2 separate regions of the Mus musculus genome follow, and region 2 is linked to region 1. A link is a loop called in an ENCODE intact Hi-C map of the cell type or tissue named here. Cell type or tissue: left cerebral cortex. All regions are shown on one strand.

The links. Hi-C counts contacts between places; a loop is a spot of excess contacts. Peaks named below come from ENCODE experiments on the same cell type or tissue, not always from the same donor. Only the 100,000 strongest peaks of a DNase experiment are listed, where the experiment ranks them.
Region 2: a loop joins it to region 1, with 3 times the contacts of the local background. A loop is called at or near these places in 11 of 42 quality-filtered maps.

Annotation. Positions count from the first base shown.
Region 1 is chr10:58,289,849-58,294,848 of GRCm38, forward strand. Gcc2 (GRIP and coiled-coil domain containing 2) reads left to right here. Exons shown (of 23, transcript NM_027375.2): 18 at 452-628; 19 at 2,717-2,934; 20 at 4,863-5,000. Among named protein-coding and RNA genes, the nearest start is that of Gm40668, 20 kb to the right of the region's middle. In left cerebral cortex, no CTCF peak of the experiment used is centred here; DNase peaks (open chromatin) are centred at 2,841 and 4,604.
Region 2 is chr10:58,463,084-58,468,083 of GRCm38, forward strand. Ranbp2 (RAN binding protein 2) reads left to right here. Exons shown (of 29, transcript NM_011240.3): 10 at 736-917; 11 at 1,000-1,175; 12 at 1,322-1,445; 13 at 1,982-2,143; 14 at 2,361-2,498; 15 at 2,580-2,726; 16 at 4,032-4,211; 17 at 4,307-4,390. Among named protein-coding and RNA genes, the nearest start is that of Ranbp2, 19 kb to the left of the region's middle. In left cerebral cortex, no CTCF peak of the experiment used is centred here; no DNase peak of the experiment used is centred here.

The DNA.
Region 1 (5,000 bases):
AGACCCACTCTCTTACAAGTGTGTGAGGCTCTTTTCTAACTAATATAACCCTAAACATACAATGTAGTCTAGTCTGATACGACATGATGCCCTGTTCCATTTCAGTATGAAATACCAAACCCAGACAAACCCAAGCTTCGTGATCCCAGCAGTGAGGAAGCTGAGTCAGGAAGGCTGCAGCTAGTTCAAAGCCAGTTTGTGCTCTGTAGCAAGTATCAGGCCAACCATAGCTATATAGGCTAAACTCCAGAAACATCTTTTTGTAAATCTGTAGTGCCTGATACTTGCCATGTCAATATAACATTTTTTAACTATTGTAATTCTTGTGAGTATGTATTCTTTAGAATCATGCCCAGTCACCAAGAGTCTGACACTGAAACAGCAAACATATTTGAGGCCACAAAATGAGTTTACCTCTTTCATAAATGTTGTTAAACTATTTCTGTTTTAGGGAACACCTGGAAATGCTGATTGACCAACTGAAAATCAAGTTACAGGACAGCCAAAATAGCTTACAAATCAGTGTATCGGAGTACCAGACCCTGCAGGCTGAGCACGACACTCTGCTAGAGAGGCACAACCGGATGCTGCAGGAAACTGTGACCAAAGAGGCAGAACTTCGGGAAAAGTAAGGCTGCCAGCAGCAGCAGCAAGTGCCATTGGTAGCAGGCAAGCAGCCTGGCACTCTGCTGTGCCCCCCGCCCCCCCCTTGGATTGCAGTCAGGAGTAAGAGCTTATAGAGGCTTGAGAACTCTGCCTTACCTACTAGCAAACTTCCCTTCAGACTGTTTTTATCTTAAGCATTTTTGAGAACAACTAACATCTGATATTGCACCTTGCCTACAGCCTTTATAATCAGGAACTTTATTTAAAAAAAAAAAAAGCTTTCCAACCCAACTGTCAAATTTTAAAAAGCATTTTCTTTATTGCTGTAAAGAGGAATTAAAGTAATTATTCACTAATGAGGCCAACCAATGTTTATACAACCTACAGAGCCCAACTAATATAAACACCCGAGTCACAACTGGGACAGAATGATAAGCTTCTGTCGGGACTGGATTTCCAGTTGCATGTGAGGAGCTTGCAGGCAGCTAGCTTGTGATAAATCCATTGTGGATAGCACCTGGAGGCTACTACCAAGTACTCCTGGTATAATGGCAGACATTGAACACAGGCAAGTGCTATGCTTCCGAGCTGTGTCTCAGCCATCAGGAAGCTGTTGTAACTGATGATGATTTCTCCTTTATGTTCTTGTAACTATCATGAACAAAATGCTTGCAAAACACTATGTACAGTGTTTTACTAGTCACTATGAACTTGGTCATTGAGACCCCTTTTGCTAAAGCCAGGCATGGTGGCACATACATGTAGTCTCAGCATTCAGGCTCAGGACTAGGGCTACATAACAAGTTTAAGTCCATCTCAAACTGTATTATAAGGCCCTGTCTTTGAAAAGGGGGGTGGGGGGAAAGGAAAGGAAAGAAGAGAAAAGAAAAAGATCAATGATTTTTTTATTTTTTTCTTTAGCCACTAAATCCATTTTAATTTAATATGGTGTATAAAATTATGACAGAAAATTTTATTTTAATACATTATACTCCCAATAGGTAAGAATGTTCATTTAACACTGGAATCAGGTTAGAGACTGGCAAGCATGAGACCCAGGAGAGGGCAGATTTAACTGGCTTCTAATTGCTTCTAATTCTTATGAGCAAATATTTCTGGAAATTTATTCATGTTTTCGAGTTGAGGTTTGCTAAAACCAAACATAAAATAACAAAGATACAAATAAACTGTTTTAAAAAATTGTTGCTCAGGCTGCTGAGATGGCTAAACAGGGAGACCCTTGCTGAGCAAGCCTGGGGTCATGAATTCAGCCCCTGCTGCCCATGAACAAGTGGAAGAAGGAAGAGAAGTGACTACAAACTTGTCTTCTGACTTCTGCCATGTATATGGCCATAACACACCCATCATTCACTCACACACCATAATAATAAAAAGAATAAACTTTAATTAATTAATAAAGTAGTTGCTCCCCAAGTGAAGGTCTGCTCACTGTTGTCGCCCTGACTGTTTCAAACCCAAGTGGAGGACTGCTGCTAGTAGCTAATTCCCAGGACCCCACTACCTCAGAGTCAGCAGCAGGAGTATGGACACTAGGTGTTAGTGTTTTACAAGGTAAACCAGCAAATCTGATGTGCTGGAAAAGTTAGAACTAGCTGTAATAAATCAGGTCTTTGTGTCTATGTGATTCATGCTAGTTCACTCAAAAATGAATATTTTCCTTTGAGTCCTTGAGTTCTTTATGAAAAGTATCCTTTTCTCATGTTCAAGGTAGTATGGAATAGGTAGATGAATCTTATATGAGCTGCCTATATAAAATCACATAACAATAGAATAATATTGTGTGTGTGTGTGTGTGTGTGTGTGTGTGTGTGTGTGTGTGTGTGTATGTGTTTGTGTTAAAGTGTGTGTTTAAAAGTGTAACAGGGCTTTCCATCTCCCAGGCTAGTCTTACTCATTATGTAAAAGAGGGTGACGTTCTGATCCTCTTGGCCCCACCCCTATGTGCTGAGATTGCAAGGATGTACTAATGTGTCCAGTTTCTATGGTGCTGGGCACTGAACCCAGAGCATCCAGCTGACAGGCTGCTTCAGCAAGTGTAGTCCATTGCTGTGTAGCACTCTCATACAAACTTAGCTCTTCTCACCTTCAGGCTATGTTCAGTTCAATCTGAGAACACCATGATGAAGTCTGAGCACTCGCAGACAATGTGTCAGCTAACATCCCAGAATGAAGCACTCCGTACCAGCTTCCGAGACCAAGTTCGACACTTGCAGGATGAGCACAGAAAGACAGTGGAGACTCTGCAGCACCAGCTCTCCAAGCTGGAAGCTCAGCTCTTCCAGCTCAAGAGTGAGCCATCCACAAGAAGTATGTGTGACTGTGTGGGAGGGTGACCTTTTTGTGTTCTGACATATCACATAAGAGCATCATTCACAAATTGATAAGAAAGTAAAATATTGGATGAATCAATGGTTACCAGTACTTGCTGCAATTCCAGCAATTCTGGGTTTGGTCCTCAGCACCCACATAGTGGTTCACATCTGTCTCTAACTCCAGTCACAGGGAATTCAGTGGCCTCTTCCACCTCTGAGAGCACTGCCTGCACATGATATACAGTCATACGTGCAAAACGCCCAAAGACCAAAAATAAAAACAGTAATAGTAATAATTAAAAACATGTAAAACTTAAAGGAAAAGATTACTGAGTACCGACTTGTGTCGATTCTGTGATTAATGAATTATGGATTTGCTTACTGGAAATAAACCTGAGTCATATAAACCCTTCTTGATTATACTTAGAGCAGCCTATGCAACTTCTTAGACCACTGATGTTCATAATTGTGTTACCCTCTGTGTAATGCATTTATTTTTTGTTTGGCTTATACATACACCTATCAGTCTGTTGGCATGAGTTCTAATTCTGTCATCTATTGACTTCAGATGCATGTGTTCTTGGTTGGAAGCTTTGGGCAGAGCTAGGGACTTATAACCCGTACTTGTCGAGTTTTTACCAGTGCAGCGTCTTCCCTCAGACTTTAGTGAGGTAGAATCGCCACTTCCACGTCTTCTATTCTGCTTCTAGAAAAGGCCAAGAGAATGTCAGTTGTGACAGTGATGTTTCAGTCCTGTGTTCATGGTACTTCATTTCTCATAGAAAATGTTATGGAGGATTGGCAGGCACAGGTCACTTAAAGTCAAAAGCTGACCTTAGGAGAATGTAGCTTATACCAAGAGTTTTAAAGGAAATGATCAGCCAAAGAAAAACAGGTTGTACAAAGTGGTCGTAATTTAGGAATCAGCAGTGTAATAAGCAGTTGGTAAAAATGTCAGAAACTCAAGAAAATGCTCCAGACAGGCACAGGCAGCCAGAGACTAGCTGAGCTTTAAAGGACTGGGAAGACAGTTATTGAAAGACGGTATTGAAAATAAATAAACTGGGCTGGAGAGCTGGCTCAGCAGCTAAGAGCATTGACTGCTCTTCCAGAGGTCCTGAGTTCAATTCCCAGCAACCACATGGTGGCTCACAACCATCTATAAAGGGATCTGATGCCCTTTTCTGGTGTGTCTAAAGACAACTACAGTGTGTGTGTGTGTGTGTGTGTGTGTGTGTGTGTGTGTGTGTGTGTGTGTCTGTATGTATGTGTGAAAAGAAATGAACTTTGAAACTTAAAAAATATCTGGGTTAAGGTATGAGACCTTGCATAGAGTTAATTCCTCATTAATCAAGCAATGCATTTGGAAATGTCTTATGAGCTTCACAAGTCTATATAAGTGTTTGTTATTAGTAAGCAAGAAATCCTTTCTTCCTTTTTTGAGATAAAAATCATACTATGTAGCCCTGGCTGGCCTGGAACTCACTATGTCCACTAAATGTTAGGATTAAAGACATGTGCTCAAGAATTCTATGGTAACTGATGGTTCCCTACACTGAACTCTGGGCTCTGTTATCTTAACACTGTAGATGTAGCAGGCAACACTAAGTACCAACTGTGATGACAGTGTAAGGCAGCAACGGAGACTGTCAGCACACTGCAGCATGTAGGAAGGATGGGGGCGTCATGCAGAATAAGCCAACTGTTCATCATAGGCAGCAAGTAGCAATGCATATCGTTTCTGTTGGATGATTAGCATAGCTCAATGTCAAGTGACTAAATGTATCTAACCATGTACATCCTTTCTTCAGACACCATTTGTTTAGCTTCTGTTTGTTGAATTTCTTTAACTTTATTAAAGAAGTGTTGGGGTCAATCCACTGGTTCTTAACAATCTCACTTACCCCTTGAAATATTTCCTAGGCCCTGCTTCTTCCCATCAACCTTCGAAAAGCCTCCGAGAAAGAAGAACCACAGACCTCCCCCTTCTGGACATGCACACTGTGGCCCGCGAGGAGGGGGAGGGCATGGAGACAACTGACAGCGAGTCTGTGTCGTCGG
Region 2 (5,000 bases), 170 kb after region 1:
TATGTGTTTCGAAATCAATTCCTTGGAGTTTCCTAAAAATGAAACTACTGAGACAGATTTTTTTTTCTTGCAAATTGCTAGAAGTGTTATCGTTTCTAGGAAAGTTGGACTTTTTTTTACTTCCAGAATTTCATAAGCTTTTTCAGTATTAGATTTCTTATAGAAGAAAACATCTTTTAATATGCTCATAAATTAAGTATTCCATTGTAATTTAATTACTCCTTATTGAAAGGAAAATCTTGAAACTTTAATAATAATAATAATATAAAGTGCACATTATTCTTGACAGTTTAGTTTTATTAATTTTTTAAGTTTTTTTAAGTTTAATTTTTAACTTTCTTGATGAGTCTTATTTTCTTAGATGGTATAGAAAACCTTTTTCATTTACACTGTTTCTTATTAAAATTTATAAAGTGTAGCTGGGCATGGTGGCATACTCCCTTAGTCTCAACATTCAGAAGGCAGAGGTAGGTAGATCTCTTGAGTTCAAGGCCATAGCATGTGAGTTTCGGGACAGACTGGCTGCATAGAGAAACCCTGTCTTGGAAAAACAAAGTTTTTAAAAGTATGAATACATTCAATAAAAATGTGAAATTTTTGCTATTCTGTTCTTCAGTTTTGAAACAGAAAAAAATGTTTGTAATTAAATTTTTTGCTAAATTAGTTGTTTATTTTTGTAATCTAAAGACCCAAAGAAAATGTATCATGCATGGCAGTTTTTCCCCTCTGTTCCAGGTGCCGTTCGAGCACATAATGGTAGTCTTCAGCACCTTACCTGGCTTGGCTTACAATGGAATTCACTGTCTACTTTACCAGCAATTCGAAAATGGTTAAAACAGCTCTTCCACCATTTGCCTCAGGAGACGTCAAGGCTTGAAACAAATGCACCTGAATCAATCTGTATTTTAGATCTTGAAGTAAGCAATGATGATAATTAATTAAATATTTTTAGTGTTTGTAATTTGTTTTTCTAACTTACTATTTTTTAAAATCAAACAGGTATTCTTACTTGGAGTTATATATACCAGTCACTTACAATTAAAGGAGAAGTGTAATTCTCACCACACTTCCTATCAACCATTGTGTTTGCCACTTCCTGTGTGCAGACAGCTTTGTACAGAGAGACAGAAGACGTGGTGGGATGCAGTTTGTACTCTGATTCACCGAAAGGCGCTGTAAGTAGTAAACAGTGATACTCCTTAGATTAGGGCCCGAGTTTTACTAGGGCTTTAGTTTAGTTGTCACGTGAAGACACTTAACATATATGTAAGTGCTGAACTGCAGTTCTTTAAAATAATTCAATTAAACTTACTTTTTTAAGACCTGGAACCTCAGCAAAATTGCGACTTCTAGTTCAACGTGAAATAAACAGTCTGAGAGGCCAGGAAAAGCACGGCCTTCAACCTGCTCTGCTTGTGCATTGGGCCCAGAGTCTTCAAAAAACAGTGAGTTCATTGAAATGTTAATTTTTAAAAGAGAACTTTGTCTTAAATAAAAGTGTTTTTCTGTAATAAAGTTAATTGCTTACACATAAGTAATTAGTAAAATGCTGACTAGTGCTAAGACTAATATTATGTATTGTATATCAGAGTAGATGTGGCTGTTTAGCTTTTTGACCAAAGTGTTTCTTTCAGAGGCAGACTTTGGTTCTCTAAAAATGTCAGGTTTTATTGCAAGTGTTGTTACAGAGGAAATGTGATACATAGTCTCACATAGCCTAACTGGCCTTGAACTTGATATATGGCCAGGGATGACTTTAAACTTCCAATTTGCTTGCTTCTATATCCCAGATACAAGGTTGTGAGCCAGTTGTGTGCCATCTTGCCACTTAAAAATGGCAACTCTTGAAAATAGATTGGGCTGCCTCTTGTAGGCAGTTCATAACTTTTTCTTTTGATGCTCTACTTAATTTTAATTTGAAAGTTTTCTCAGTTTCTCAAAAACAGTTATAATGTTGCGGACTTCTGACTTTCTATTTTAGGGCAGCAGTCTTAATTCTTTTTATGATCAACGGGAATACATAGGCAGAAGTGTTCATTATTGGAGGAAAGTTTTACCATTGTTGAAGATGATCAGAAAGAAGAATAGTATTCCTGAACCTATTGATCCTCTGTTTAAACATTTCCATAGTGTGGATATTCAGGTAATAAAGAATGCTAATGAACCGATTACTTATGTAATTTATACACATATAGAAAATAACTAAGTAAATTGTGTTGCTATTTTATGATAGTTTTGCTTTCTAAATCTTGTAGCTGATAAGAATTATGACTATAATGAAATGTTAATTTTCTTCAGATAAAATGTAATCTTTGGAAATTTGGGTTTGAAGCAGTTTAACTAATAATAAATGTATTTAGGCATCTGAAATTGGTGAATATGAAGAAGATGCACACATAACTTTTGCTATATTGGATGCTGTTAATGGAAATATAGAAGATGCTATGACTGCTTTTGAATCTATTAAAAATGTAGTTTCTTATTGGAATCTTGCACTGGTAAGTGAAATAAGAATTGAATTGAGTTTTGTTTGTTTGTTTGCTTGCTTGCTTTGAAAAATCTAATTGTATTTTGTGTAGATTTTCCACAGGAAAGCAGAAGACATTGAAAATGATGCCTTGTCTCCTGAAGAACAAGAAGAATGCAAAAATTATCTGAGAAAGACTAGGGACTACCTGATAAGGATTTTAGATGATAGTGATTCAAATACTTCTGTGGTTCAGAAAGTAAGTTGCTGGCTGTTGTCTGATGTTTAGTATTGTTGATAACTGCCCAGGCTTTAAATGTGGGCATTTCTTATGTCTCTAAGTATCACTTAGGATAGATGTGCTAGGGGCATGTGTGTAGTGTGAATGTGTACGAATGTTAAGTTTTCTTTTATCTTAGCTTTGGTATATCTCGAAACAACAAAAATTTGGCATTTGGGGTTGGGAAGATTGCACAAGTGTGAGGGTCTAAGATTGGCCACTCAGTGCTCAAGTAAATTCTAGGTGGCCATGATAGGACATCCCTTGAGCAAGCTTACTAGTTAGATTAGAAGAAGCAGCTCAGGGTTCAGCAAGAGTCCATGGTTCCATATATAAGGTGGAGATCAAGTGATCAAGGGAAATATTTGATATCAATCTCTGGCTTCCACATGCACGCATGTGCACATTCCTGCCATACATGTGTAAATATCTAGCTTGCTTGCACTCACTCACACACTCATACACCTACACAACTTTGGTATCTAAGTACATACTGATTTCTAAGATAGACAGTAATTTTGTCTTTTTTTCATGTATTCAAAATGAATATGATAACTTGAGGACTAGTTTTGTTTTGTTTTTTGTTTTTCGAGACAGGGTTTTTCTGTGTTGTCCTGGAACTCACTTTGTAGACCAGGCTGGCCTCGAACTCAGAAATCCGCCTGCCTCTGCTTCCCAAGTTGCTGGGATTAAAGGCATGTGCCACCACGCCAGGCTCCAGGACTAGTTCTTAATGAATTTTGGTTATGTAAAATCAGCATTTTTTTCCCCTTATTATTTCCTATGGACTAGCTCTCAGCAGTTTCACACTCAAAGGGGTTTTCTGTTTAACCTTCTTTCTGAGTATTTTGTTTATTAATGTGTATTGCTGATCTTAGGATTATATTGTCTGGTGTATTTCAGCATTTATATTTCACTCTGTTCAAAGTATCTGAGAAGAATGTGTAACTTCCATAAGGAAAAGCTTTCTAAGTTCACTTTTCTTTGTTACTATGACTTACAAATGTGATAGGAACAACTTAGACTTTATATTCTGCAATGCCTTTATATGTATAACTTAACATGTAATAAGATGCTTGTTAAAATGTGCTGTGGTACACACATAGTCTTCACACTTCGAAGGCTGAATAAGGACTGAGAAGTCAAGGGTACCCTGGGCTACAAAGTGAGTTCCTGACTCAAATAAACAAAATAAGGAAAATGCGAACAGCTTAATAAAATTGGGTCTTTATTTCTAAGGTATTTTAGCATTATTTTTGCAAACTAAGGCATTTTCTTTTTCAGTTGCCTGTTCCCCTTGAGTCTGTAAAAGAGATGCTGAACTCAGTTATGCAGGAACTTGAAGACTACAGTGAAGGAGGTACTCTTTATAAAAATGGTTGCTGGCGAAGTGCTGATTCAGAGTTAAAGCATTCAACACCATCTCCTACCAAATATTCTCTATCACCAAGTAAAAGTTACAAGGCAAGTAGAATGCAAACGAGTCATTGTACTATGAGGTTGTTTTCTACATGTTGTAAACACTGTTAACATATTCGTGTGTTTGTTTGTATGTCTAGTATTCTCCAAAGACACCACCTCGATGGGCAGAAGATCAAAATTCTTTACTGAAAATGATCTGCCAGCAAGTAGAGGCCATTAAGGTGACATTTAGTTTGGTTCACTGTAACTCTCATGCTAAGATTTTTTTCTCTAATCAGTTCCTTACTTTCTTTGGTTTTGCAAGACAAATGTTTTTCTTTGTAACTCTGGCTGCCCTGCCTCTGTCCACTGGGCTGGCCTTTGCCTCCTGAGTACTGTCATTAAGTGCTTTCACCACCACACCTGGCTTCAAGTTCATTCATTTCTCTCCCCCCCCCCCCCTGTCCTTACTTACAGTTGATCAAAGTGTACCCTTAGTATAGTTAGAATCAGTTTCCCTTGACTCTTAACCATATTTTCTAAATTACTTACTATTTCCATATGAGATGCAAGTCTTCTTCTTTTTTTTTTAAGATTTATTTTTTATTTTATGTAAGTACACTGTAGCTGTCTTCAGACACACCAGAAGAGGGCATCGGATCCCATTACAGATGGCTGTGAGCCACCATGTGGTTGCTGGGAATTGAACTCAGGACCTCTGGAAGAGCACTTGGTGCTCTTAACTGTTGAGCCATCTCTCCAGCCCCCCCCCCCTTTTTTTTTTTTTTTTAATTAGGTATTTTCTTCATTTACATTTCAAGTCCCCCATACCCTCCCCCCCGCAAGTCTTTT